Regions from separate parts of the Homo sapiens genome. Here region 1 is linked to region 2. The links are chromatin loops, found by intact Hi-C in ENCODE. Cell type or tissue: HCT116. All regions are shown on one strand. Each heading gives the region's core, and the rest is flanking DNA. Links, peaks and the distances in the headings are about the cores only. Region 1 has its middle 170 kb from the start of TBC1D2B. Region 2 holds the start of LOC91450 (a long non-coding RNA gene).

The links. Hi-C counts contacts between places; a loop is a spot of excess contacts. Peaks named below come from ENCODE experiments on the same cell type or tissue, not always from the same donor. Only the 100,000 strongest peaks of a DNase experiment are listed, where the experiment ranks them.
Region 1: a loop joins it to region 2, with 22 times the contacts of the local background. A loop is called at or near these places in 2 of 110 quality-filtered maps.

What each region holds. Positions count from the first base shown.
Region 1 is chr15:77,895,389-77,910,105 of GRCh38, reverse strand. It overlaps the pseudogene CSPG4P13 and the pseudogene DNM1P9. Among named protein-coding and RNA genes, the nearest start is that of TBC1D2B, 170 kb to the left of the region's middle. RefSeq lists enhancers at 4,917-5,481, 5,482-6,046. In HCT116, for the core only: CTCF peaks have their summits at 7,061 (motif pointing left), 7,971 (motif pointing left) and 9,563 (motif pointing right); DNase peaks (open chromatin) are centred at 7,993 and 9,569.
Region 2 is chr15:77,988,459-78,003,175 of GRCh38, reverse strand. It overlaps TBC1D2B (TBC1 domain family member 2B), which reads left to right. Exons shown (of 13, transcript NM_144572.2): 12 at 1,436-1,557; 13 at 4,821-8,191. The coding sequence ends at 5,016. LOC91450 (a long non-coding RNA gene) reads left to right here and starts at 8,951. Exons shown (of 1, transcript NR_026998.1): 1 at 8,951-9,943. It also overlaps the pseudogene ADAMTS7P3. RefSeq lists a silencer at 12,293-12,382. In HCT116, for the core only: a CTCF peak has its summit at 8,093 (motif pointing right); a DNase peak (open chromatin) is centred at 8,975; H3K27ac peaks cover 1,466 bases.

The DNA of each region.
Region 1 (14,717 bases), core at 2,309-10,308, 91 kb after region 2:
GTGTAGGTGTATATATATGTATGAGTATTTATAGATATTTATAGAACAGGGCAGGGGCATACCACAGAAAGGGCCCAAGTTTTCAGCAACGGTCACACCTGGATGTGTCAGCTCACCACTATGACAGACTAAGTCACAGATGAAGGGGGCTGGCTTTGGGGCTGGGGGAGCCACTGTCAAGTCACAGGACACCCGCCCAGGCAGGCTTGGAAAGGGAGGTCTCTGAGAAGAGGAGGATCTGTTTAGAGGTCGAAGTGGGGCTGGGGCTCTCGGGACGGGATGGACTTGCCTGACCCAATCAGCTGGCAGTTGGAGAGAAGCAGAGAGAAAATAGGAGAGAGAAAAGCAAGCAGAGAGCGGGTGAGGCAAGCACAGAGTACGGGCGGGCACGCTGCAGCAGCTGTGGGAGGGCCAGGGTGGGGAGGGTGCAGGTGCGGGTGTAGCAATGGTTCCTGGAAAACAGGGGCTGGAAGGGAAAGGGGAGGAAGATGGAGGGAGGAGCCGGAGCTTCACAGGTAGTGCCTGGGGGCTGTGGCAGCCCTCCCCAGCCCACACATGCTGGCCTCTCCCATGGCACCCAGGCAGTGCACCCAGAGTTCAGACTAATGCTCAGCCGCCTTGGGCTTCTCTCTTCTCTGCTCACCCTCTCTTCCAACCCACTGGCCCAGGGCCACCTCTTGCCTGGGGAGCCCCACCCAACAGCCACCAGGCCTGATAGAGAAGGAACACTGCTTAAACCAAAATGGTGAAGCTATAAGGGCTGGATGGCTGGAGTGAGTGCCAGAGGCCCCTCTGGGCGGTGAGAATGTCCAGGGTCCTCTGAAGGGACCCTGGGGAAGGCAGGGAGGGCAGGTAGCCGGATGCCACTGGCCATAGACTTTAAGAGGGGAGCCTCAGTTGGTTGCGGGGTGGGGGGGCTGCAGGTTTCATAGCTGAGGCTGGGTCCTTCCTGCTGGGAAAAGCAGAAGAGGGAGAGTCCGTGGCAGGGGAGGCGGGTGGGCTCACTAGGCGGAGCTCAGCTGGGCCAGCAGGCACTGTGGTCCCCTTGGCTGAATAGCACAGGCGACCCCTAGGAGCAACAGGCCAAGGTGCGTGAGCCTGCTGGTCGGCGATAGTGCTTCAGTGGGGGCCAGGGACCCTGCCTTCGGTCACATGCTAGCAGCTATGATGGTACCTCAGAGGGAGGGAAGGGGGCTGTGTGTCCCTGTCTGGCCTGTGAGGTGTGTTGTGGGATGACCGTGTGTATGGGACTCTCAGGGTTTTATCCTAGATCACCACTGGATTGCCAACAGATAGAGGAGGTGGGACCCTGACTATCACCCCTGCTCTGCAGTGGATTTGGCTCTCAGCACTCCCAGGCTGGGAGCTGGATACCCTGACCTGGCAGCATGACTCAGACTGCACGACAGGCACAGCATTCCTAGACCTCTGGCCGCCTCAGAGTCCAGCCCCACACACAACGCCCTCCAAGCTCCCAGCCCCTACACCATAAACCACAAGCTCTCTGTCCTCTCTGACAGCTCCAGAGAGCACTCATGTCTGCCAGCTTGGGCATGGAGCCTGTTCCAAGAGCCCCCAGGCTCAGCCATGGAGGCCCTGGGCAGTGGCGCTGAGTCCCATGGCTTGCAGGGAAGGGAGGTGAAAGAGCCAGCAGCACCAGGACAGAAAGAGGAAAGAGCAAATCTGCAGCTCCAGAAAGGAGGGGCAGGGAGCCTGGATCTGAGGTCCCAGGTGCGCCCCCGTGTGGAGCTGGTGCAGCGGGGCGGGAACACCGTTCATGCAGCAGGCGGTGAGGCATGTACCTACCATGGCTGATGCTCCTCAGGGGCCACTGATAGTGATTCTGAAAGCATCAGATCAACATGGCAGGTCACACGCATGGGTGGGGCAGGCCTGGGGTTGTGGAACACACACACATGCGCATGCCGGGGTGTGCACACACATGCTGTGAGGCCCCACAGCCGGCATGCACACGCTAACACACATGTCCACAACACACATACGCCTCCTTCCCCGCCACCTCCCGGTGCCCAGCACCCTCACTGGCTGGCACGTGCAGCACAGATCTGGGGCGTGCAGCCACTCAGCACACTGAAGCACACACATGGGCAGAGTCACAACGCGGAAGCTCACCCGCACACCGAGGCATTTGCAGCAGCTCCCTGCACACTCGTGCCTGGCGTGCTCAGAGGACCACCGGTGTTGCTCATGGAGACAGGGCTTGCTCGCTAATGTCCAGCTGTCATTTCTCCACCTAAGAGCCTTCCATGGCTCCCTACTACCTACAGCATTGAGCCCCAACAAGTCATACTCTTCGGACTTTGAAGGTTCTCCACCCTATGCCCCACCCTCCCCACAGAGCTCTTCCTCATTCCGTCTCTGTTCCCTGCTTTGGCCAGTGGCTGTCCTGGATGCGGCCCACACTACACCTCTGCCCACACTGCAGCTCTGTACCCAGATACCCTCCAATTCCTCGCCACATAATTCTATCTCAGTCATGCCCCGGACTGCGTTGAAGCCAGGCTGCCTTGGAGAAGCTCTCCCAGACTGCTCTTTTCCCCAAGGGAGGGTCATGATTTGCCAAATGTTTCGCATGTGTTAGCAAGACTGGAGTCGGAGCAGGCATTAAACCTTACATCCCATATGTCACACCTCACCATAAACCTGGGTGTCAAATACTCTGAAGAGTCTGAACTCACATTGGCAGTTAGCAAAGTGCTCCTACGGCCACATCTGCAGTTAACACAGCATCCCTATGGCCACTGTCTCCCTTGATCCCCATGGCCACCCTGGGAGAAAGGCAGAAAGTCATCATTTGATAGAAAGGATGCTGAGGCTCTGGGAGGGAAAGGGACTTGCCTAAAGCCCCAGGGTGAAGCAGCATCTCTGGACTCCCAGTCCAGTGCTCTTGCCCAGTGCTATGCTGCTTGCCTCTACCCATTTCTGTTGCTCATCAGCGCATCATAGGGCAAGCCCCAATCCCTGCCTCATTTTGGTTTATGGGCGCTGAACCCACAGCCCTACCCTACAGTCATTTGGAGACAAAAACAGATGCTATTGTTCTTTCTTAGAGAACGTGGCCAGTGGATATGGCACACTGGGAATCAGAGTGAATGTCCTTGAAAGAGGGCCATGGGCCAACAAGGCCAAGCCAGAGGATGCAGAACGCTTTTCCTTAGAAATCTTTGGGAGTGAAACAGGCTTCAGACACTCCCGTCCCTGCCCCTGCAGCCACCCCTACCACATTGGTTTAGACAGGGTAGGGTGGGGCGGGGGCAGGGGCAGGGGTGGAGGAAAAATCAGATTGCCCATGCCCCCCAGGCTCCTTCCCCAGCTGCTTCTGTCCTAGCCCAGGCCTGGTGCCATTCTCCCACTCACACTCGTGTGCAAGCCCACACACACATCACACACCTTGATGCTCACAGTCGCAGCCTGGCCTCTGCTCCTGTGGGCCAGTGGCCAGACACCCCCTGGGATGGCTCAAAGGAGTCAGGACTTGGAAATGGGGACATCAGGGTAGCTGAAGGAAATCCACACACCCAGAACATCTCGGGGTTCAGACTCTCTGACCTGAGGGAGGCTCCCCGGGGGCTGGGAGAGGAGTTGGATGGAATGGAGGATGGAGGACAGCGAGAAGAAGAAAGGAGGAGGAATGCAACGTGTGGGGCGGCCGCCAAGAGTGAAAATAGAGGGAAGCGCCATGCAAGTGCTGGAAAGAAGGGGGCAGGTGGGATGAGCCCCACAGACCCCTCCCCAGAAATGACCACCTCCGGGACTCAGCGCTCCCTGGGGGGCAGGCTCTGCCAGCTCAGCCACATGTGGCTCTGGCACCCATGGCCCCAGTGCCTTGGATGGAGACGGCCAATTCTGGTGGCCAGGTCCAATGCTCTGGAATCCAGCCCCATGTCAGGGGGACGCCTGACCCCTTCCCTGCCCAGTTCAGTGTTGTGGGACAGGGCTGCTGTCAAGACAATACCCAGTCCTGCCCTCCTCCCTGAGTGGGCCAGGTAGCCCACATAGCCTCTTCCCCGCTTTCCTGGGTGGCACTGCCAGCCTGCCCCCCTGGTGCCCATTCAATCTAGTCCTTCATATTTCTGGGGCACGGGGAAGCTCTGAGTAACGTGGGACTATAGAGTGCAAGAGGGTTGCTGATGGCCTGGTCCTGTGCCCTCCCCATTCTTGGGCATTCTTGACAAAGGCTCCCAGCAACTGAGGGTACGCAGCAGCTATAGACACCAGCCTGACAAATATCTCATTGTGGGGAGGGGGCCATAGCAGGAGTGGGGAGCCAGGGAAATACAGAACCCGGCACTGGGGGGTGTTGATGTGAGAAGCCCAAGAGACTTCATTCCACCTGTCAAAGCCACCTCCTTCCAGCTGTCCAAAGGCTCCCCATCTGAGCCACTTGCTGGGCGGGGACTTTGGCTTTGCACTTGCTGAATACCATCTGCGCCTCTCAGGAGGGAGAGTGCCAGGTTCACGAGGTCCCTGCCCAGCAAGGGAGCTAGGAAAGGGGGCTAGGGGTGGGCTCTGCCATTTTCAAGGGCTGGCGGGGGGACCCCTCTGGAGGTACTTGGGGCAGTATCACGTGCCGTGGCTCCTGAGTGACAGAGTCAGCTCTGCACCCGCAAGAACGCGCCCTACCCAGAACTCACTGTCATGTGCTGGGTCCAGATGCCCACGCAGCCTCCTGGTGGGAGCATCAGGTGCACCACCTGCCCAGGACAGCCCATGGAAGAGTCTGCCCCGCTCTGCCCTGCTATGGAACAACTCCTGTTGTGCCTTCAGGGAGAGGTGTTCATTTAAGCGATGACTGGGCTGGCCCCCATGGCACAGTTATCACAGAGTCTGCTGCTACCCATGGCTGAGAGCTCTAGTTCTTCCTGGTGGTCTCTGAAGCCACCAGGACGGATGAACAGCGGCTTCACCCTCTTGACTGACTCAGCTGCCTTTCATCAGCTCATCTGCCCCTAGGATCCACTCTGCCTCTGGCTGGCACCGGACCTGAGCCCCAGGCTCACACCTCTGCCCACAGGCCCAGCAGCTGCTTCACTTCCAACTCCATCCCCCACCAAGCACTACCCCTTGCCAGCTACTGGGGTGCCACTAGTGCCCCCACATGGTGCCCCCTCTCCAGACCCTCGGGTCTGGCTGTAGCTTCCTTCTGGAAGCCACACCCCAAGACCACAGCCCTGCTCTAGGGCCCTGTATCCCTGACTTCCTGCATCTTTCTCCCTCCTTCTGGGAACATGAACTTGCCCTGCCAGTGTGGCAGCTCCTGGAGGGCAGGACACCAGGGCCTGGACTATGGCCAGCCTGGGGGTGTCTGCTGCCAGTGATGCTGGAGCTGGCACCCATGTCCACATGATGTCCATGGCACAGCGGCCACCTGAGGCTGGGGGCATCTGAGTGGTAGCTGCAGAGTGGGGCCCTTATCTCTGCCTGAGTGAAGTTCACCAGGGCTTCCCCTGTGCTGCCCTGCTGGGTGAGAACAGCCGGCCCAGCTGGGGGCCCGAGACCACATTGTAGAGCAGGAGCTGGGGGTCGGTGCCTGCGCTGGAGCTGGCTCTGAGGCTCTGGCTGCTGAGTGGCTGGATGGACCCTGCCAGAGGCACAAGGGGCCATCACCCTTTGAGATCCAGGCCCAGGCCTGTGTTTGCAGAGAGGCAGCATGACCCTGGCATGCCACCCTCAGCTCCGCCCCAGCTCCCGGCACCCAGGAACGCCCATGATCAGCACACCCACCTGGGCAGACAGTCAGTGTCCAGCTGCCCTCCAGCAAGAGGAACACTTGCTTCTGGGCCATCACTCAGAAGAAGTGTCCGGAGGAAGTGTGCTTGTCATCAGAGAAGCCAAAGTGGATGCCTCCATCCAGGGTTCCTGGGGACAGGGGCATTGGGTCCGGCTGGCCCGAGCCGGCTCCCCATCTCAGGGCACCCCCGTGGGCAGCAGGAACCCGAGGCCCGGCCCTCAGCACCCACCTCTGTGTGAGAACAGCACGAGCCCGCTGTCCAGCTGCGCCTGCGTGAAGCTGCGCACCTCGGTGCCCGGCGCCCCCCGCAGCACTACCCGTCCGTTGCTGGGCTGCTCGATGGTGTAGACCAGATCCTCAGACCCAGAGTCGCCGTCCGTGCTCCTCAGAGCCTCCGCAGGGATGGGCGCAGTGGCCCCCTGCCACATCTGGGGACACAGGCCTGTGAAGGTTCTGCCTTGCCACACTCACCCACCCCTTCCTTCCTGGCCCTGGGCTGCCACCAGGGCTCCAGTCCTGCTGTGGCTCAGGCCCTCGGGTGGCATCGAGGCTGGCGCCACTCTGGCTCCCCTGCACAAAGGGCCTCCCACATTCACCTTCCCTGTCACCCCAGGGAAGGCCCCAGGGAAGGTCACCCTCCAGGCCCAGCCTCCCTGCTCTCCATCTGCCCTAGTCCTGCGTGTCCCTCAAGGCCAGCTTATGTCCCCTACCCAGAAAGACCCCAGCTCTTACCCTCACCAAGTTCTCACTCCCAGAAACCCCCAGCGCTGACCAACAGTGCTCCTTAATCTGTCTCACTGGTGGGGCAGGGGTCTCCTTTCAGAGCCTCCGTGTGTGCCTGGCCGGGGCTGGGCACAGGTGGGAATGGTGATTTTAGAAATGGGCCCTCCTTCCAGCTGAGGGAGGGATGCATGGCGCAGAGAGTGGGGGGCTGATGGTTGGCACTATTCTGCAGCACAGAATCAGTGTGGGATGGGCCCAGGTGCTTCCAGAGCAGTTAGGGGCCCTCCTCATGTTGGGCAAAGGGGACCCCTTTTCAGGCCTCCCACTTGCAAGCAGAGCAGGTGCGCCTGTTCCTGAGGTCCTGGTACCAGTCTTGCTGGGTCAATTACTTGCGGGCAGAGCTGCATTGGGACTCACATGCCTGGAAAACAGAGCCTTCTGGCATTCCTGGGCTTCCTCCCCCGGCCCCAGGGAGCCCTCAGGCCCAGCCCTGGCAGGAGGGGCCATAATGTGGGGGGCAGGACCCCAGCACTGGGCTCCCGGAGCAAACACGGGTGGATGGCACCACCTGGTGGCCATGCTGCCACACAGCCGTCCTGGCCTGTGGTTCTAGGGTGCTGTGTCCCACTATTCTGTGGCCTCTGCACCATGAGGCCACCCTCTATGGGCACGTCCTAGACCACCAAAGTTCCCTCGGTGCCCCAGGTCAGAGACAGCCCAAGTCAGCCCTCCTGTGGAACCTTCAGTGGCTCCTGCTGACCAGGGAGGACACACCCCAGAAGCTGGGGTTCAAAGCCCTGCCATGTGGGCTTTGTAAAGCCATGCCCTTTCTGTTCCACCAGAACTACTTTTGCAACCATGGAGAAGTTCCATCCCACGTCTGGGCCTCAACTTCCACCTCTGCAGAATGGGGGCCCTGCTCTGCTGTGGCACAAGGGGCAGGAGTTTGGGGAGCCAAGCCATGGCCTTCACTTGCTGGGGTGAAGGTGGGAAGCTTAATGTCTCCCGCCCTGATGCCTGCCCTTAAGGGTTTGTAAGTGACTCTGTCAGGTGTTCTGGTTCTGAGCCACAGGAGAAGGAACAGCAGAGCCACCTGTGGCCACTCGGAAGTCTGCCTACCGCACTTGCAAGTGTCCAGTAACAAAATCTCCCACCTGTGTTCTATTTCAGCACAATCTCACATCTCCCCTTCCAACAACCCCATGAGGCATGCGGCAGCGTCCCCATTTTGCAGAGGAGGAAACTGAGGCTCAGAGAGGGGGAGTTCTGTGTCATGAAGTAGGGGACGCAGGCCTCTTTCTCGAAGCAGAAATTGGGGGTGGTCCCAGGAATACTCTCACCTGCAGGCCTGTGTTTGTGGTGAGGACCGGGGGTTGGTCATTGACAGGCAGGACAGTGACAGTGAAGGCCACAGGATGGCTCTGGTGGTCCATCTCGGAGGGGTTAGCCATCAGGACAAAACTGTCTGTCAGTGTCTTGCTCCCGTCGTGCACGTACGTGGATCAGCTGCTCTTCCACCTAGGGGCAGGCCCAGGGATGGCAGTCAGGCCTCAGCAGCACCCTTCATGCCCTGCCTTTGGGTGCAGGAGGAGACTGACTCTTTTAGGGCTTCAGCTTCCATTGGTGGAAAATGGGGACCATAAGTTCTGGCTCCCAGAGGAGTTGTAAGGAAGAAAGAAGATACAGTATTTAAAGCATAGGTGCTTCTGAAATGTGACTCCCCGTCTCCTCTCTGTGTATAACCCCCAGACTGGGAGTCCCTGGGGCTCCCTCTACTCTGCCCCCAGAGCCGGGCTGCAGCCCCTGGGCCTCTCTCACAGGCATACCATTCTCCAGGAGAAGGTGCTTGAGGTCCATCCTCCTTCTGCAGGGCTCCATGCTGGGGTGGCTCCAGCACCTGCAGGCCGAGGCCCGGGAGAGTGGGGAAGTAGGGGCCGGCGATGCAGAGCAGTGGAGGGGCCAGGGTGAAGCTGCCACCCTCAGGGACACTGAAGTTTTGCACCTCCGGTGGGATGACAGTGGGCAGCACCTCCAGCTCCACACGGATGCCCTCGAGGGGAGCATCCAGGCCTGAGGCCACATCCAGCGAGAAGGCATCGCTCCAGGCCTCAGGGCGGGAGTGCAGGTACAGGACCCTGCCTGTGTCCACTGCCTCCTGGGAGAAGCTCTGCACGGGGTCCAGGCTGGGTGGCTCATCTGCCAAGGCGCCACGTGACACCATCACCAGGTAGCTGGCACTCGGCGGGCTCTTCACTGAGAATATGATGTCTGCTGGCGGCACTGCCTCCTGGGCTGCCTGGTTAAGAGGTCATGAGGACTCACATGACCACAGAGGGGGTCTCAGAGGGGTCCACTGTGGCCCTAAGCAGCCGGAACAGGCTTGATCTTGCCCCACTTATTCCTCTAGATATCACTGCTCATTTAGACACACAAACACACACGTGGGTTCACACACACAGCCGCCAGACATGCAGCTGGTCACAGTTTTTGTTTTTTGAGACAGGGTCTCACTCTGTCACCCAGGCTGGAGTGCAGTGGTGTGATCACAGTTCCCTGAAGCCTCAACTTCCCAGGCTCAAGGGATCCTCCCACCTCAGCCTCCCAAGTAGCTGTGATCTCAGGCACATGCCACCAGGCCCAGCTAATTTTTTGTATTTTTAGTAGAGATGGGGTTTCACCGTGTTAGCCAGATGGTCTCGATCTGAGCTCGTGATCTGCCCGCCTCGGCCTCCCAGAGTGCTGGGATTACAGGCATGAGCCCCCGCACCTGGTCGTGCCCGGCTAATTTTTAACTTTTTGTGTAGAGATGGGGTTTCACTGGGTTGCCCCGGCTGCTGGTCACGTGTTAATGCCCACCCCACACACGGTTGCAGGGGGTCGGTCACACAGCTTGAGAGGCACTCCCTCAGGGAGGTGCATAATCACATGTCCCCAGACTCAGTGACACAGACACACAAGTTCATCATACGCTGACGCGGTCACACATGTACACATGCGCGTGTGCACACGCACACACACAGGTCCCCCTGCTCAGGATCTGTCAGGCCTGAGGCTGGTTTGCAGGCAGCACCTCCCCAGCCCCTGCTATTACCACCCAGGACCATCAGAGGGCGCCCCGCCCCACCCCCCTGGAGGCACAGCCGCCTTCAGCTCAGGCCCTACAGAGCTCACGCCCCAAAGGCCACACGGGCTCCCTCACCTGATGGGCCAGCCACAAGAGGCCAAACCACCCCCAAACTCACATTCCTGTTCTATGCCTTTGCCCGGAATGTTCCTTCTGCCTGGAATACCACTCCCCATTCTCTGCTCCTGATGGCCTGTGCTCTTCAGAGCCCGGCCCAAACGCTGCCTCCTCCCACGAGGCCTTCCTGACTCCAGATCTGCTGGCTTGCTGTCGGCCCCAAGCTCCAGACATGCAGACCAGAAGGGTCTCCGAAATGAGCAGTGTAGGAGAGTAAGGCCAAGAGCGGGCAAGGACTGGCCTGAGGTCACAGGGCAAGTCAGTGAGCCTGCTGGAGGGCCCGTGGTTGCTCTGTGGGGTTCCTGGGTGGGCAGAAGCCCTTGACAGACCTCCTAGTCCTGGTCTGGGCTCTGAGAAAAGAGTGGGGGACATGAGGGTCTGAGGAGTAGCGGCCTGCCTCCACGGTCAGCAATCCCCAAAGCTCAGGACCCGTGATGTCCTCCCAGGGAACTGACTGCAATGGAGATTCTCGGGCTCCACGTCAGAGATTCTGTAGGGCTGGGTGGGGTCCAGGAATCTGCATGCTCAGCCATGTCATGGACATGAGTGGACACAACCTCTGGAGGCGCACACAACTCCCAGGAGGATGGGTGTATAGCAAGCTCCCCAGAAACTCCTGGGAGCACAACATATACGGGAGCACATCTGAGGCACGTGCACACATGCAACCTGGAGCCACCACAGCCACAGCCCAAGTCACACGTGTTCCTGGCATGGAGGCTGGGCGGGAGGCCCTCTACCTGGCCCACACCCCCGCTCACCACATCCAACTCCTCACCTCCAACTGGTCCCTTCTGATCTCAGCTGCCTCTCCCTGGAAGACGTAGATCTTCTTGTGCCGGACCAGCTTCAGCGGGGCCAGTGGGCCCTCTAGGGCAATGGTCACTTGTAGGGTGGCATCCGTGTGCACTGGCCCCATTTCCACAGAGAAGGCCATGGTGTCACGGGGGCTGAGGCTGCTATTGTGGCTATAGAGAACGGCCCCATCCAGCAGGTCCTGCTGGGAGAAGGCAGTGGCTGGCTGACCAGCCCAGAGTAGCTGTCCCCAGCGAGGGCCAGCTGTGACGTGGTAGTGGACCTCATCTCCATTGCGGATGTCGAGGCTGGTGTCCAGGTGGAGCACGGCCATGTCGATGGTGCCCTGGCCTCCTTGAGGGACCACAAGGCTGGAGCCGTTGGCCACACGGAGGTAGGGCTCCGAGGCCTGCACCTCCAGCAGCACAGTGGCCTGGTGTTGCCCATCGGACACCTGCAGCTGGATCCCGCCATGATCAGCCCAAGTGCATGAACAGTACTCGCCTCTTCCTGAGGTCCTCCTGGGTTAAGCAGTAGATGGGCCGCGTGGGCTTATCCATGGCCATGATACTGCCAAAGGGAGGTCCTTGCGGGTGAGCACCAGCTGGGCGTCAGCAAAGCCTGAGTCAGCATCGCTGAAGGCCACGTAGTCTGTAGTCAGCAGCCGCCACCCACCCTGGGCCACATGGAAGATCCGGCTGATGGTCTGCACAGGGGCGTGGTCATTCACGGCTGATGGCCACTCGGAAGACACCCCGTACCTCCTCCCAGGCCACGTCACCACTGCTCTCGCCCTGGCGGGTAGCAACAAATGGGATATCATCTTCCGTGGTCTCGGAGTCATCATGCTGGTAGACCAGCCAGCCACGCAACAGGCCTCCATTGGTGAAGGATGTCACCATAGTGGTCTTGTCCTGTGTCCCATGCCAAGCCAACCTCCCATGGCGGGGCCGCTCCATGACCTCATAGAGGTAGCTGGCACTGTTGAGACTCTTGACAAAGAGGTAGGCAGCAGAGAGGACACTCTCACCACCCTCAGGCACCATGAGGGAGGACATTGGTGAGGATGTGAACGTCTGGGTCATCACCAATGTGGATGGAGAGGGTACAGAGCAGGGGGAATGGTGGAGCTGTGACATGGAAACAGAAGGTGTCCTTGACTGCCTCCGAGGCACGTGCCATGGCCCCATAGGTCACCCGGCCAGCCTGTACATCATCCTAGGTGAAGCCCTGACCATCTGACAGCCTCGTGCCCTGTAGTTGAAGGTTGCCTTTCCTGGGAGCCTGAACTACCTCATAATGGAAGGTTGGGAGGCTTGGGCCTGCCTCCTCCAGGGTGGCCTCCAGGTGGGCTGTGGTGAGGGCCTCCTGATGGGTGTTCTGAGTGTGCAGTGGCTCCAGCTGCAGCATCCACATGGTGGCTCTCTGGATGGTCACTGGGAAGGACAGATTGCTCAGGATTTCCTGGCCCACCTGCACCTCCAGGGCCAGGCTCTCCATGGTGTCGTCAGTGTGGTGCTGTGGGTCGGTGCTCAGGTACCTCACGCGGCCCTGCTCCACATCCCGCTGGTGAAATGCCTGTGTGGCCCACCACTCAGCACCCTCCACCCCACCTGCCCCCTGCTTCTTCAGCTCCCCGAACTTCAGGGCTCCAGTAACGCGGAACAGCACGCTCACATCCTGCCCCACGGCATTGGTCTCCACCAACAGGTTGGCGGGCAAGATGGGCATGGCAGAGCCTTGGGCCAGGTGCAGCCCTGTGCTGCGGTGGATCTGTATGGCCGGCTGGATGGCCATCACCTTCAGCGTCGCCGGGGGGCTGGCCTGCAGTCCATCGCTGACCCAGAACGTCAAGTCCTGTGCAGGGCCACCGCGGTGGACATAGACTAGGCTGCCGGCCTCCAACTCCCGGCAGGAGAACTCGGTTGCCGGCTCTCCAGGCTGGTCTCGGCACTCCACGGGGAGGCCAGACGGGGTGCCAAGGAGCTGGAAGGCGAGGCCCTCACAGGCAGAGTCCGGGTCATAGGCCTGGAAAACCTCGGGCCCCAGTGGCTTCTGCAAGTGTTCCAGGATCACCATGAGGCTGCCATGTGGAAAGATGATGTGGGGTGGGTCATTGACAGGGTTGACCTGGATGGGCAGGAGGTAAGTTTGGCCCCTCCACAGGCATGAGGCACCCGAGCCGTCACTGACACTGGTCGGAGGTGTCCTCAGAGCCATCGTGGATGAAGCGGGCCTTGCGGTTCACCACGTCCAGGAGGGTGAACATTTTTCGTGCCTGGGCTCCCGGGATGTCTAGCTCGAGCTCGCCGTGGTGTGCCCCTCGGGTCACGCTGAACAGCACCTGGGATTTGCGCAGCTCAGCCTCCATCAGGTCCAGCGTGGGCTGCACGTGCCACCACTCAAGCCAGGCTGTGCCCCCCTTGGCCACCACCAGTGGGCTGATAGTCAGCAGCTGGGTGAAATTGGCAAAGACAGGAGGCAGCCCTGGCTCAGGCACGCATGGCTCAGGCAGCTCCATGGCCAGCCAAGCCTCAGGAGCCAGGGTGGAGAAAGCTTCATAATGTCCATAGGCATCGTCCTCATACTCCTCCTCCTCCAGCCTGCAGCCGGCTGCCATGTTGCGCGTCAGCAAAGCTTCCCGCAGCCCCTGCCTCTGGCCATTGACTCTGAGGTCTTCCATGCAGCCCAGCAGGGAGACATTGGTGGCCCCTGGTATCAGGCCCAGGCGGTGTTCCTGGAGGTGACAAGAGGCCTCTGCATCCAGCCCCCCGAGAAGGAGACTGCCCCGTGGCTCCAGGTAGCTGAGGACTCCTCGGTTCGAAGTATGCGTAGGGTACTGGTCCACGGAGATTTCTAGCCGGTGAGCATTGATGTGGACACTGACCTCATGGGGCTGCCCATCGGCCACAGGCACACTGTTGTGGAGCAATACCGTACCCTGGCCCTTCTCCACCACGGCCCGCAGGTGGCCCTCAAATATGTCCACATAGATGAAGTCCCCACGCCGGCCCCCTGCCTGGAAGGCCAAGGGTGCCTGCCGGCTCTGTGTGGTGAGTGTAAACTCTAGGGTTCCTTCGTCCTGAGCGCCCCAGGCAGGGAAGGCAGCCAGAGAGTGGGGCCCAGAGAAGCCCGGGGCTACATCATCACTGGCAGAAAACTCTTCAGCACAGCACTCACGCACGTCGGGAGTCAGAGGCCAGAGAGGCTTCGGCCATTGAGGGTGGCTGCATGGAGGCAACCACTCAGGGGTCGGCTGGTTCCCCTCAGGTAGGGCAGGCCAAGGGTCCCAGTGCCCCCAACAAACAGCCCACAGGGGACCTCTAGGGGGGCTCCTGGGACTGCAGAGGAGGCGTTCAGAAACCCATCAACTGACAATGTGGCCCAGCCCTCTACGACAGTCAGCACCACAGTGTGGGGGACGGAGTCACTCAGCAGCATCTCTGCTGGGGTCTGCAGCCTCAGCTCCTCCTGGCTTAGGACAAGTCTGACCTGAAGAGAGATGGGGAGTGGGAGATGGGGGGCAGCACTTGGAATCCATCATTTCCCTTATAAAAGCATAGTGGGTTCCCCACTCTTGGTGCCCCAGAGCGGAAAACCTAGGACAAGGGCCTCTGGTGCCACTCCTCTTGCCATCCTGCCATCTCTTTACTCATCCTCCAAACACTCACCAAAGGGAACTCTGGGCCAGGGCTGGACGGGCTCTGGGGACCCTGATGTGAATCAGATGTCGTCCTTGCCCACAAGGAACTGACATACAGCAAGATGCTCTCCTAGAAATCCAACCTGTATTTTTAAATTCTTCTCCTCTCTCCTTGAGTGAGAAGTGCCAGAAATATTGTCTTGGAACCTAGATTTCAGCCCTGGAATAATAGGGAACTGGGAATGCAATGACAGCAGCAGACTGACCAAGCCCTAGTCCTCTCCCCAGTAGGGTGTGGAAGGAGATGGCTGACCCAAATTTGTTTTTATTTTTTTCTTTTTAAAATAGAGATGGGGTCTCATTGTGTGGCTCAGGCCAGTCTTGAACTCCTAGGCTCAAGTGATCTTCTCACCTTGGCCTCCCAAAGTGGTGGGATTATAGGCATGAGCCACTGCACTCAGCCTGGCACAAATTTGGAATAAGACCCTGGGTTCTTAAACTCTTCATGGCTTGGGGGAAGACTCAAGAAAGCCACAAGACTCCTTGCTAACAAAGCTTGTGGT
Region 2 (14,717 bases), core at 4,424-12,423:
CGGCCTGCACTAGATCTGGGTCCAGGGTATCAGGAAACCACAGTCATTTGTTCATGTATCAGAAACATTCAACCCACATCAAGCCCTGTGATAGGCGCTGGGAGCTATGGCTTACAGTTTGAGCCTGAGCCTCACCATCTGTCAAATGGCTGGTGGTGTTACCCCATCATATGGAGGAGGAGATGGAGGCCCAGAGATCTAATAAGCAGGGGATTAGGGGGGCTAATGAGGGGGACTAACTTGGGGGAGCCAACTTCAGAGCCTTACTGCCCATGAGCCTCCCACCCGCTCTGTTGTATGTTTTTTAAAAATCAGTTTTTGAATAAGGAATATATTTACATATTAAACCCTAATTGTATAAACAGGTGTTTGTAATGGAGTGGAGGCCCCTCCCTAGTCTTCTAGTTACTCTTCTCAATTTATTCTTTACCTTAGCCGGGCACAGTGGCATGTGCCAATTGTCTCAGCTACTTGGGAGGCTGAGGTAGGAGGATCATTTGAGCTGAGGAGTTAAAATATAGCCTGGGCAACACAGCAAGACCCAGAAAACAAACTAAATTAGAGAAAGTACAGGCCCTTAGATATGGGGAAAGCAGTTTGTTCCAAAGCTGCTTGAACTTGCAAGACTACCAGGAGTCCATTCCCTCTAACCTCTAATGTACCCCAAACACAAATTAAAAAAAAAAAAAAGAAAGGCCAGGCACAGTGGCTGACACTTGTAATCCTAGCACTTTGGGAGGCCGAGGTGGGTGGATCATGAGGTCAGGAGATGGAGACCATCGTGGCTAACATGGTGAAACCCCATCTGTACTCAAAATACACAAATAGCTGGGTGTGGTGGCGGGCGCCTGTAGTCCCAGCTACTCAGGAGGCTGAGGCAGGAGAATCACTTGAACCTGGGAGGCAGAGGTTGCAGTGAGCCAAGATTGCACTGCTGCATTCCAGCCTGGGTGGCAGAGCAAGACTGTATCTCAAAAATAAAAATAAAATTTAAAAAAAACTCCTTCGCTATCTTCAAAAGTGCACCAGTTGAGATGGAAACAGCCTCTGTAGGTGGGACTTTCTAAGAGTTTCAGAATCAGAAAACCTTGATTTTGGTTTTATTTTAAAATGATTCCTTATGTTTGTTCTTTATGCTTTATTGACTAGAAGTGTTTTCTGAGTATGAAAGGATTCCACAAAGATCTCCTATAAGGAGATTTTTGGTTTGGGCTGATGTGTTGTTGAAAACCAGCAGGGTTTATTTTCCTGTAATAAAGGAGTCTTGGCCTAGCCAGTGAAAATTGCCCCTCAGGTCAATAGTCTTTCCCCAGGGCGGGGACCGTGCAAGCCATGTCCCCCTGTCCCCAGTAGGGCCAGCACCCCCCTGGAGTCCAGCCTTGTGCCTGGACCCACAGGGTTTTTCCACTAACAGATTTCCCTGTTTATTCCACAGGTTATTTTCCGTTTTGCTCTGGCACTTTTTAAGTACAAGGAAGAGGAGATTTTGAAATTGCAAGATTCGATGTCTATATTTAAGTATCTCCGCTACTTCACTCGCACTATCCTTGATGCTAGGTGAGTCCTGGGGAGTTCTCAGATGTCAAGGAGAGCAGGAAGCCTGACCCCTGCCTCCTTGAGAGCAGCCTGTCCTTGCTGTCTTCCAACTCAGAGCCATCCCCGGTGTACAGTGTTGGAGAGGGCATTGCTTTCCAGGGAAAAGAGAGCAAGGGGTGTGAGCCCCAAGTAGCCTTACCTAGGAGGAACTGAGATGAGGATTCTGTCCTTTATCCTACAAACATAAATCCCAACAACGAACAGCAATAGTTTCATTTGTCTAGAAAGCATTTACTGAGTACCTGCTTTGTGGTAGGGTCTGTGCTGGGCACTGAGGATGACAGATGGAGAGTAAGGCCTGTCCTGGAAGACCTTGCTGGGGACACTGTTGCGCATCGTTTGATCCATGCTGTGGTAGAGGGATCCCAGGCCGGAGAAAGGCCAAATAAGCTGGGCAAGGGGCAGCAAGGAAACAGTATGGGGACAGGGGGTCCTTCAGGAGTGGTGGCGCAGAGCTGTGGGGCACGTGTGTTTGGGGAAGTGTGGAGGCAGCTCAGCCCGGCTGGTGCCAGTGTGGCTGGGCCATAGCAGAGCTGGGCTGTCAGGGTGATTGCAGACTTCTCTCAGGACTTGAGGCTTCATCCTGAGTGCTGGGAAGTCCTGCAGGGTTAGGCAAGAGACAGACAGGTCAGATTGGGGCAGGACTGGTGGCTGTTAGAGGGCTCTAGGGGGAGAGGTGGTGGCCTGGAGGTAGGTGGTCCCACAGATGGAGAAGGGGGGTAGATTGAAGAGAGGGAGGGAGGAATTTGACTTGGAGGACCCCTGAGTTTCTGGCCTGGGAGGCCAGGTGTTCGGGAACCCTCCCTGACCACACAGTCATTGCCTGTTCTGGGCCATCCTCGTCTGTATGTCCCCTGGACTGCAGCTGTTGGCTGCTCTGACCCTGAGAGCCGATTTGGACAATGGGAGCTGAGGTGCTGGCTGAGGCCATGCCAGGCTTCCTGGAGGTCGTCGCTATTTTTAGAGTCTTTTATTGGGGAGTGGGTTTGTAATAGTTTCAGGCTTACTAATAGCACCAACAACAGTGCCCTGATTTCTGCCAAATGAGGAGGGATATGGGAATCATATTTGCTGGGGAAAGTTTGATTCTGAGTCCTGCGGTGAGCCTGGAGGGTTTCTGTTCATCTCGTGTTGGGTCAGGATTGCCGAGAGTGACAGGGAGTGAGCTCGCCCATGCCAACAGCTAGGGCTGTGTTGGGAGCGCCGCTGCCCTCAGTTCTGTACTGGGTCCCAGGCGCTGCCAGGAGGAGCGGAGGTGAGTGGGCGTGGCTCTGGTGAGTGCCCGCCCTTCCCTGGCACCGCAGGCCAACCTGGCCCCTCCCACACTGCTGGGCCTTGCATGGTCCTGCAGCGCCTCCTTCTGAGTGGCTCGCGGTACGGTCTCCCCTGCAGCTTGCTTTAGAAAGCAGGGTCGCCACACCAACAGGTGCTTTAAGGAGTGCCAAGGCGGCGGCAGGCTCCCCGCTGTTATCAAGACTGCAAGGGCCCATAATCCGCCTCTGGGCTAGAGCCTCAGTGTTTTAATGAGCTCCCCAGACTAGTGGTTGCAAGGAGGCCAGTCCTGCAGCACAGCGATCGGCCTTCAGAAACACAGGGAGGGAGTTGTGTGGTCAGCTGCATTCAGGAGACGGGAGTTACACAGGATTGAACCATGTTCTGCAGCAGGACTTCTAGGAGCCTTTTAAGGCGCTGAGCATCGTCTCCCAAATTTAGCTGACCATGGGGCACCTTCTCATTTCCCAGAGGAACCTTCCAGGCCTGAGGCAGAGGTGGGGTCTGGCGTCCCGGGTGCCAGCCTGGGCCGAGGGGCCTCTGTCAGCTCCTGACTGAGGAACAAATGAAGAATTATACTTCGGGCTCGTGTTCTGCAGCACAGGAGGGTTGGGCGCCGTAGGTTTGGGGTTTGTGGGGGCTGTGAGCTGACAGCTGTTGGGGAGAAAGGACTGGTGGTGGGGACCCTGTGCCCCATTCACACGGAGCCTCCTCCCGCCTGCTGGGGCTGGCAGCCTGGTCTGCAGAGCCAGGCAGGAGGCGGAACCCGAGAAATCCACACGCGGGGACCCCTGTGCTTGGGCGTTCTCTGTTCTCTGGTGCTCCCGTGTTCCAGAACACACACTGGGGAATTCAGAATTTAAATAAAGCTGGCCTTTCTGACCTTAAGCCTCTGGACGAGAGTTAAGCATGTCCAGGTAGTAGTGGGTGTTTTGAAACATAAAAGGTTGCACCCTCGTGTGTGCCTTGTGTTAAAAGGAGCCCACGCAGCCGACGGCAGCAGGAGCAAATGGCCTGCTCTGATGGGGACAGGCAGGAAGTCCTTCGGGGCATTTCTGTTTCATCACAGCTTTTCCTGGGGCTGGTGAGTCTGTTGGGCCTTTGGTTGACAGGGAAGCGCATGAGCCCATGTTGGTGGATACAAAGCATTTGGGGCCTGGCAGAATCCAGAGAGGGGAAGAAGGTGGCCCTAGGAACTGGCCTATTTTGTGATCCCCAGAGACCAGTGTGGCTGACCCATTAGTGCTACAAATCCATAGCCAGGCCTCAGGACAGCTTTTGGTCTTGTTTTTATTAAGCCACTGACCAGTGGTTAGGAGCAAGTGGATCATAACCTTAACATTTTTATTGAAAATTGGAGCCTTGACCTGGGGATGTGAAACCCACAAGCTGCACATTTCTCTGTAGACTGCATCTGGACACTTGTCACATTGCCAACTGGGTCTGACAGTCATCGCCAGGACTGCCTGGGCCTGTGTTCATTCCCAGTCAATGAGTCCTGGGACACAGACGTCCCGGACTCGTGCCCGGTGCCAGGCCTCATGCCCGCCCAAGGATGAAGACATACCTGCCATCACCATGCAAGTGCCGGGAGCTCTTCTCAGGGCTTATGTGTGGGAACACGAGTAATCCCACACCCTAGGAGGTGGCACTACTCTTACCCCAGTGTGCAGATGAAGATCAGAGGCCAGAAAAGGGGGGTGACTTCAGTCACACAGCAAGCATGTGGCAGAGCTGGAGTCCAGGTCGTCATTCTGAGCCTGCCCCTGGCTGGGCCATTGTGCTTTGTCACCTCTCTACAGAAGGTGGGCCTCATCCCCTACATCAGGCCCCAAGCCTGGCCAGCGCTCTTCCCACCCTGCCCCAGGCCACCTGCTATGCCTGTGAGGGCTGTGTGTGAGCACTCTCTGGAGCGCCGCTGATTCTCTTGTCTCTCCCCTGCGTCCTGCCAGGAAGCTGATCAGTATCTCCTTTGGGGACCTGAACCCTTTCCCCCTACGCCAGATCCGGAACCGACGCGCCTACCACTTGGAGAAAGTCCGGCTGGAGCTGACCGAGCTGGAGGCCATCCGTGAGGACTTCCTGCGTGAGCGGGACACCAGCCCTGACAAGGGTGAGCTGGTCAGTGACGAGGAGGAGGATACCTGAGTGGGCTCGGGATGCTGCTCTTCCTTCCTTCACAACCAAAGTGTGCCCAAAGGGTGAAAGTGCACTTAAAAGCCAGAATGTAACGTGTGTGTCCTCTGGGGATCTGCTGGGCAGATGTCCCAAGCCAGGCTGCCCTTCCTCATTTCCCACTGTGCGGGGGGCAGGGGTGGGAGGTCTAATCTGTTTACAACCATTTCCGTGCCATGCTTTTGGTTACACGTATCTCAGTCACGCTTTCTGCCTGGTTGGTGGATCCTCAGGCTTACCAGTGGCTATTTGCAAGAGCCTGTTTCCAGCCTCCGTCAGCCTGTCGGTGCTCTGACCCTCTGAAACCTTGCTTTGCTGGGCATCTCCCCATATTCTCTCTCCTGTACATAGTGGGCAGTGGTGTGTGGTTTTGAATGGCAGTGCTATAAAGGATGCCAGCTGTGCTTTAGGCACCTGTAGGCCAGAGGGTTGCTGCCTCAGGCATAAGGTTGGTATGAAAAGGGGCTGCCTTAGAAAAGCAGGCACATCCCTTGTTCAGAAATGGCCACTGTAGGAAAGCCTGTGAACCTCCCACCAGTGGCTTTAAGCTGCCAGCCATGCCCCATTTCTAGAATAGCCTTTGCTCTTCCACACGCAACCCTTCCATCAGTGTCTTCCAGCCTGCATGGGGAGGGCCTGGCTGCCCAGACACCCACCCTCACTTCTCATGGCCAGCCTGTGTTTGCAGATCACTGGGCTGCTCTGTCCCCAGCTTGCCCCGTGCCAGGCATGGCTCTGTGAGATTCTGTGGAATGCCCTTCTTGACTTGTGGAAATCATTCACCAAGTACGATGGGATGGGATTCCAAGTAAACAGTGGACCGTCATATTGCAAAGCAGGCCCACGCCTGGGCTGGCCTTGGTTGAGGGGATGGAGGAATGTTTTCGGGGGTGCTTTGCAGGGCAGTGGTGCAGCCGCAGCGTGAACGCTCTTGGACAGCTGAAAACCATGGCCTCCTTGGGGATGGCCAGTGCTCCTGGTGTCTCCACCTGCCTGGGTTGTGCAGGAGGCCGGCTGCCAGTGCCTGGGGCTGGGAAACTTTTTTGCTTGGGGCAGGCTTGGGTGAGCTCTCCCAGATGTGTGCCCACCCCACCACTGCCTGGAACATCCTTGTTCTCTGCCAGGATGCAGGGGCACTGTTGCCTCTGACACAGCAGTTTCTGGGAACTCAGAGGACTGCCTTTCTGAAGGCTGGGGAGAGGCTTTGAGCAAGGAGCTTGTTTTTGCTTAATCGCTCTAGACCATCCCTGATGCGTAGATGTGAGAGGATGTTTTCTGGCACAGTGTTATGAAAATACAAGATAAATGATCTCAGTGGAATGTTTCATATTACCCGAAAAAAACTGGAAATCATCCTTTGTTGTGAACACACTGAGACTAAGAATTGAAGCAATGCAGTTTTAAGAAGTATTTTTCCTATTTTTTGCTGTCAACTTTTTGGCAATGCCACGGCAAAGTTGGTGTTTCAGCACATGCTAGAGTGAGCTCCGGCTTCGTGTCTTTAACCAACTCCACTAATGTTTCACTGGGTAGACGGAGCTGGCCTCTATATTTAGCCAGAAGCCTTTGCCTCTTTTCAGGCATCAAAAATGGGTTTTGTCATTGTCTTTGTCTTTGAGAGCAGCAGTTTGAGGTCTGACTCCTTCAGTTGTCCTGTGAGCTGGGCGTTGCAGTCTGCTCGAATCAAGTGTTGGAACCCCCCCCACCCCTCAGCCCATCGTGAAACGACAGCTGTCAGCCTGGGGGGCGGCTGCTGAGGAGGTGCAGCAGGAATGGGGCTGGGCCCTGAGGTTTTACTTTCCGAGCCAATGGCCCCTGGAACATGCCAGCACACACTGCCATGTCCTGGGGCTAAGAGCTGCCTTTAGGGACAGGCTCGTGTTGTCCAGTTTGCCCTGAGAGATGCACCTGACCAGGGGCCCGTCGTGGCTGCAACCCACGGTGGTATGTTAGTGTTTCCAGGCAGTTGTCAGCAGCTGCCGGGCAGTGTGTGTGTGCGACAGCAGGAGAGTTCCTGGAGGAAAGGGACTGGGGACACTTTCTCAGAGGTTCTCCTGCCTGGAATCAAGTGATGCGTGTCCAGAAGGCAAGAGAGGGCGGCTCCGCCTGGTTAAAGTTTGGGAACGGGACGGAGCCAACTCCTCCTTCCAGGACTGTGGGCCCCACTCTTTTGCGCTAACACTTCCCCTCCCTCGGGTCACTGAGGAAAGAGCTGCTCTGTCCCCTCCAGTGCCCTGAAGGTCCCTGGCCTCCACTGGCTGCCATGGCAGGGGGCCCTTCTGACAGGGGCTGCCCCAAGCTGCTGTTCCTCCTCTGAACCTTCACCCCAACACCCAGCCCGTGGCCCCTGCAAGGGGGACCCTGCCAGCTGGGAAACCCAAAGGCCTGTCCAAACGTGCGCACCAGGACCGAGGGGAGCTCCCTCCCAACACCTGCTAGGAATTGCCAACTTTTAAATGGATGGGGTTTTTTATGGGTTGAACCTCTGTTAATACTTTTGTACACTCTCACTACAGTTTATATTTTTATAGGCTATTTTCTCAAGGTGTTTCTAGATTCCACATATCTATTTTATATAACAAGTTATTATGTTATGTGTGTGACTCCCTTGTGTGTATCTGTGCCAGCCTCAGCCTCCGAGTTGCTTTTCCCTCTGGCCCTGACTCTCACTGACTCACCGATGTGATGTGCAGGCCCACTTCTTACCCCAGATAGCCTCGGGCGCTGCCTGTAGTCATGCTGACAGCTGTACAGTAGCCGCCAAGACTGCTGACAGCTGGAGACGGTTCTGGTTTCAACTACGGTATATTGATATCGGAAGTATTCTAGACAGATCCTCGGTTGGGTTTTCTAGCTACATGTTTGTATTGCACAGATCCCCACCTGCCATCCTATAGTGTTGTCTTCCTGTGTGTTCCGGGGCTTCTGGGCAGCTGGGCCTGCCCGGGGAAGTCCTTGCAGGTGGGAGGCCATACAGAGACCCACTGTGTGCCACTGAACGTCCCACTGCTGCTGGGCAACTGGAGGACTGCAGGGGGCGCCAGGTGACTCTCTCCTTTTATATCACAGCAGCTCCTGTGCTGACCTTCAAGTTACGTTTTGGAACTGTAATACTAAAGGAAGAAATAAACTACTAATTTGTATAATATTCTGCATTGAAATTCAGTTATAGTCACTGGTGATGGGGCTCACCCCAAGGGCTTGGAGGGTGGGGCAGGGCTTATTGGTGTTGCGGGGGGCGAGGAGGGGCTCTCCAACCTTCCAGCCTGGCGTTTCTGGGTGTCTCTGCCCTTGGCTCACCCTGGGGCGGGTGCATCAGGATGCCTTTGCCAGCAGGGGCAGCCTTGGGAGGCCCCAAGAACCATGGCCAAGCTGCAGGTGTGGGCTGGGGGCACCGAGGTGGGAAAGCCGGAAGCTGGAGACTCCCTGTGTCCGGATAACCCCCCGCCCAGCCACAAAGAACAGGCATGCCTCCTTCCGCCAGCTGTGCCATGCCCTGCCTGAGTCACAGGCTTGTTTGTCTCCTGCCTGGGCTGACAGCTCAGGCCCAGCTGCCACTGGGCACACCCGCAGTCATCAGTGGAAAACACCCAAGAATGATAAAGACCAAAGGGGTTCCCATAGGGGTGTTTCGGGGTGGCTCCAGCAAGGATTCCCAGACAGGGCAGGCCAAGGCCTGGCAGGCTTTTCTCTTCTGCGGACATGGATTCAGCGAGGCTGGGGGTTCCTGGAGTCACGCAGCAGAGCGGCGGCGGCAGAGCTGGGGCAGAGCTGGGACAGGGACTGGCTCCGTGTGTGGGTCAGGAGCAAGTCGACAGGCCCTGCTCCCCACCCCTTGGAAGGGAGTGCCACCAGGGGCCGTTCTGACTAAGGCCTGGGAAGCCATGACTCAGAGCTTGGGTCCCTAGAGTCTCTTTGGGCCAGCCGGGCTGCTGCAGACAGACAGGAAGCACGCCTGACGCTCCTCTACCCTCGGGCAGCACAGCGGGGCTGGGACTCACTCTAGCTTGCCCAGCAACTTGCTTTCCTGTGTGAACTCTGGCAGGCTGCCCTCTCTGTGCAAAGCTGCCACTGGGGCCTGCTCAGGGTGGCCTGGAACTTGGAGGTGGGCAGTCAGGGCCTAGGATGGGCCTGTGTCACCAGGGCATGTGCCCTTGGGCCAGTTACTTCCTCTCAGAGCCTTGGGCTCCTCCTCTGAGGATGGGGCTTGTTGGTGTGAAATGAGGTGAGCATGTTGAGTTGGGGAGCAGCAGGACACGCACCTGCAGGCAGCCGCCCTGGCCACGCTCCCTCCCTACCTTCCGAGTCCTGGGACAGACACAGTAGAGCACAGCGGGCCAGCCTGCTCTCTTCTCTGTCTACTTTTTGCAGAAGAGTCAACAGATACAACAGGCCCAGGGAGGTGCCCCTGGGGGCCCCAGTCCCCATCACTCCAAGGGGCAGTCCTGCAAGTGACAAGGTGGGCCCAATCCCTGTGGAACAGGTCTCTGAGGACCACAGAGTGGGGCCCCAGGGAAAGCTGGGAGCCGAGCTAGAGGCAGGCAGCAAGTAAGGGCCAAGCTGTGCCCCTGCCCGGAAGACCTTCCTGCCCCCAGAACCCGACCCTCCGCAGATAGCCCTCCCTGGGCAGCAGCCCCCCAGCTTCCAAGGCCCGTGCCTCACCAGACGCCATGCTCTCACGGACTTGTTTGCTGCTCTGTACCCTGCAGATCTGCCCCAGAGGAGCAGGTGAAAAGCCGCGCCTGCCGAGGTGCTGTGGCGGTGGAGTTTTGGGCAGAGGAGTGGGGGGAAGAGTTTCTCACTTTTAAGATTCTCCAAATCCAAGATGAAGTCATGCTGTGCTTTGGAATGGTAGATGCTCATTTATGTAAAATCATAATAAATGTTACACAAACTGTTAGAATAAAAAAATACTTTTTTTGAGGGGGGAGGAGGTCCCCAGCCTGCCGCTGGATAGTGAGAGGGGGTTAGCACCATTAGGGCGTAGGGCGTAGGGCGTAGGGGGCAGGAGCTCCGCCACAGCCCATGGTGGGCACTGAGGTCTGTTGGTCGGTCTGTGCATCCTGGCACGGTCAGTGGCAGGCAACCCGCTGATGGCCTCGGGAGCGGGCGCCGTGGCTGGGCGGAGAGCACGAGCGGCAGCAGTGGGTGCGGACAGTGGGCAGCTGGCAGCAGCCCACTAGGTGCAGCGTCTCGCAGAACCTGAAGGACAGGTGGTCCCGCTTATAGCCTGGAGTGGGGGGAGTGGGGGGAGTGGGGGGAGTGGGGGGGAGTGGGGGGGGAGTGGGGGGGAGTGGAGTGGGGGGGGAGTGGGGGGGAGTGGGGGGAGTGGGGGGGCGGGGGATTGGGGGGGGTGGGGGGGCGGGGGGGGCATCAGAACCTGGCTCCCCACCCCAACCACCTTAAGGAGGCTCCAGCAGCTCCCCACCAAGCAGAGTGCCCCGGTTTCAAGGTCACACGTCTCCAGCTGTTGCTATTTCTGTCCCACCTGCTCATGGCCAACCCCAGGATTCAAGAACGGGCGCTGCTGGGCTGAAGTTTCTGGAGGAAAGGTCTTGAGACCCCACCCTGACCCCCTCACATGCCCATAAAAGAGCCTGCCCAGGGTGACACCCTGCCACCCCATCTCCATACTTGCTCACCCCTGGTATTCCCCGACAGATCCTGGCACAGAACTGAGGTCCCAGGGGCCTCCTGCCAGCCTGCAGCAACCTCTGCCGTCCACTCCCGCCACCTCCCCCTGCTCCAGTGCACCTATCCTGCCAGGCCTCTGTGACCACCTCCAGCCACGGGGGCTGTACACAGCCTCGGGTTCTGAGTCACAGGGTCCCATCTCCCAGGCCAGCCTCCCACTTCTCAGGTGGGCCACAAAGCCTAGAGTGAGTGGGCCTTACAGGCCATCAGTGGAAACCAGGGACTGAGCCCAGGCCCAGTGGGGAGGGAGGCCAGCTGCAGGCTGTGCTTGTCAGGGCTGAGGCTTGGCTGGGCCCTCCTGCCCCATGGTTATCAGAGCTATTTTGGGATGTGGCTTGTTTCCAGCCTCCTAGCCTTGCTCCTGCTGCTGCCGCTGCTGCTAACAAACCCCAGGCCCTGCTTACTCCAGCAAGAGGAGCAGGAGGACAGCAGCCAGCCCTGGGCCTGGGACATCCCCCAGGCCCGGCAGAGGGCACGAGGCAGCAGGCAGGCTCCTCCACCCCAGCTCCAGGCAGAGCTCCAAAGTGCACATCTGCAGGCCTGCATCCTGGTCGCCCGGGGTGACCTCAGACAAGCTGCTTCACCTCTTGGGCCTCGGTTCTCTCCTCTGTCAACCCCACCTCCACAGCAAACGGATATGGCCATGCTGTGTCACTGCAGTGAGCACACACACACGCGTTTCCCAGCTTTCCACATGTCCCACCAACTGTCCCACAGACCAGCAGAACATCTGGGAATTCCAGATCTCAAAGTCCAGGACACCTTCCCAGCCCCCCTCCACTGTTCACTGATGGCAGAAAACTCACTTAGGACAGCTTCTAGTTCAGCCACCTAACCAGCCCCCATAGCCCACTCCCTGCAGCCCACTCACACCCGCCCCTGGGAGACCTTGCAAGCCCAGAGCCTCCTGGGCCATCCGTCCTTGGTTCTAGGCCCCCAGGGGCCTCAGTTTCTGTTCTCTGCCCCATCTGGTCCTCCCCCACTGGGATCATAACCACCCCGCTCCCTGTGGCCAGCCCTAGCCATAAAGGTGAGAGACGTGGTGCCAGCACCCAGCTCAGGCAGCACATAGGAGTGCTCTGAGATGCTGGCTGGGTGCGTGCTGAGGGCAGGCAGGACAGGGTGGGGGCACTGCCACTGGACCTTGAGGTAATGGGGTTTGAGGCAGGAAGGCCACCCCTGCCAGAGGCAGGGCAGCGAGGCATGGCAGGGGCCACTCTGAGCCCGAATGAGGGCTGCCCAGGAGCCGGTGCAGGTAAAGAAGGCTGCGTTGGACAAGCGGAGAAGGCAGACCGGGGAGATCGCAGGAGGCCCCGAATGTCAGCGTGAGTGCCCTGGCTGAGGACTCTTTTCTAGGGTCAGGGAGCAGCCAGCCAATAGCACAGGGGACGCAGCTGTTCATGCCACAGTTTCTGGATTCCTTGGACTGGCAGGGTCAGCCCCAGGCCCTCTCCCTGACCTTGCAATTGGGGATGACAGTGGCTGTGGGGGAGGGGAGAAAGCTGCCTTCCCTGAGCACCACCTGGATGCCCACGCAGTGCTGTGCCCTTCATGCCCAGACCTCATTTATGCAAGGATGGGGCTTGGCAGCCCCTTTATTCAGCACATGAAGGCCCTGAGAGGGAAATGGGAGCCCAAGGCCACACAGCTGGTGAGGGGATCCCAGGTGACACTCCAGGGCCACCCCGTTTCCTGCCCTCAGCACTGCTGGGAGCAGCTGCAGCTGGAGGAAGTGTGTGTGTGTGTGTGTGTGTGTGTGTGTGTGTGCGCGCGCATGTTGGGGGCAGGGGAGGGAGGCCCTTCATGTGGTTCTATTGCTCACTCTAGGCAGTCCTCTAGCCAGGGAATAGATAGGTCAGGGTTAAGATCAGGGTTAAGGACAGGGTCTCACCCAGGCTGTTTTCACACAGCCTCAGGGCCATCCCTGGCTTCACTGTGGGAAGACTGAGACCTAGAGGAGAAAGAGCTTACCCAGGTTCACACAGCAACTCAGGGGCCAGGGCCACTCCCTCTTCTCCCCTGAGGCCAGACAGCTGCCTGCAGGATGTTGTGTGGCTGGGACACCCCTTGACTGACTCCCAGCACAGCCCAGCCTCCGGCAAGGCATCCTGTGGCATCAGGATTTTCAGTGGCCATGTGGCTCCTGAGCCCAGACTACAGATGGAACCAGCCAGTGCCGTGGGCACAATGGTTTGACGACACCATTTCCCCATCACCCTCCCCACCCTACCTCACTTCAGCAGGGAGCCTGGGGTCAGGGGACTCACGGGGAGACTCGATGGGCTCACAATCCTCGGTGCCACACGGCCGGGAGCTCTCAGGCCAGGCCTCATGGCCACACTGGTCACTGTCTTCCTCGGGCAGCCCTGTCTGGGTGTTGACACACTTGACTAGGCGCCGCTGGACGCCACTGCCACAGGGGGCTGAGCACTGGGGGGAGCAGGGGAGGAATGACTGTCTCCAGGGCCAGCCCTAGCAGTGGGGGCAGGGACACCTCCTCTGGGAAGCCGTCCCTGTGCCCTGTGCCTGACTGGCCTGGCCTTGCTCCCAGCCGCCCTCTCAGTGCTTCCTGGAGGACCTGGTCCCATTCCTAGAGCCCACTTGGTGCCGGAACCCCACTCTCACTTGTGGGATTGGCTCCTGCAGAGGGAAGGGGCATGAGAACCGTGGGACAGCCCTCGGGGCTGCAGGGCAGTGAGCCCCTCACACAGGACATGCCTGAGAAGCCTGGGCAGGGGCCCCGGGATGGAGCCCTGATGCAGCAGTGGGCAGAGATGTGGGCGAGACACCACTGTGCCCGAGGGACAGGGCAGAGGACCTGCCGCAGCCCATGGGCAGGAGGGCAGGAGACAGTTTCACAGCCGGGGCCCAGCCCGCCAGGCTTCGTTGTTATCAGCCCTGAACATGCGCTGAGTCTCTGCCAGTGTCGTGCTGTGCCCAGCCCTGTGCTTCATTACGTTCCTTCATTTAATCCTTCTGACCCTCCTCTCCTAAGCTGTTCCAATTTTACAGATGAGAAAACAGTGACCCAGCAAAGCAAAGCAACCTGCCCAGTCACTCAGCAGCCAGTGGGACAAAGACTCAAACGCTGGCCCAGCTGACTCCAGGACCCAGCTCAGGGCCCAAACCTGAGATTTCTGAACCCCTCAGTTCCAAACAGGCCCAGCAGAAGGTATCCTGCCCATCCGAGGCCCCTCTTAACGCCCCCTTCTGCCGCTGGCCTTTGCTGGGCTCCCTGATCGCCCCAAGCTCGACATTCCTGCCTCAGACTTCACACCTGCTGTCCCCTCGATTCCGTGTCCTTGGCATCACTGACTCCTCCCCTCGGGTCTCAACCCCAGGCCCCTCCTCAGAAGGCCTTCCCTGACATCATAACACATGTGCCCTTTCCTTGTCCGTTTTTCCCTGGCAGGTGTGAGCGCCAGCATGGCAGGGCTGTCCAGTCACTGCTGCATGTGCAGGGGCCACAGAGAGCCTGGCTCACAGCACACACTCCACAGCTCCTTCACCCAACCCAGGACTGACCAGGTGCTACCAAGCACTTGCTCCCTGCTCCCCGCCACAGCCCGGCTCACCTGGCCCCAGGGCCCCACCACCCACTGCGTGCAGGGGTGGGTGTTGCAGGGCCAGGTGGTGTTGGGTCTCAGCGCCTCCTCGCAGAGGCCTGGCTCCGGGCAAGTCACCAGATGCTGCTGCTCACCACCGCCACAGGCCTCGGAGCACTGGGTGGGCAGGGAAGGAGTCAGGGCACAGCCAGGGTCTGAGGGCATCCCCTCCCCCGATCTGAACCCCCAGGCCTCACCTCCCTCCAGGAAGATGTGTAACAGCTGAGGCAGGGCTGGGCCCCGCAGGGCCGGTGTGCAGGCGGTTTGGCAGGCCCGGGCTGACAATGGAAGGGCTGCAGTGTCCAGAGGTCCCGTGTATCCACACACTGCACGTCCTGCACTGAGGAACCTCCACCGCAGCTGCGCGAGCACTGG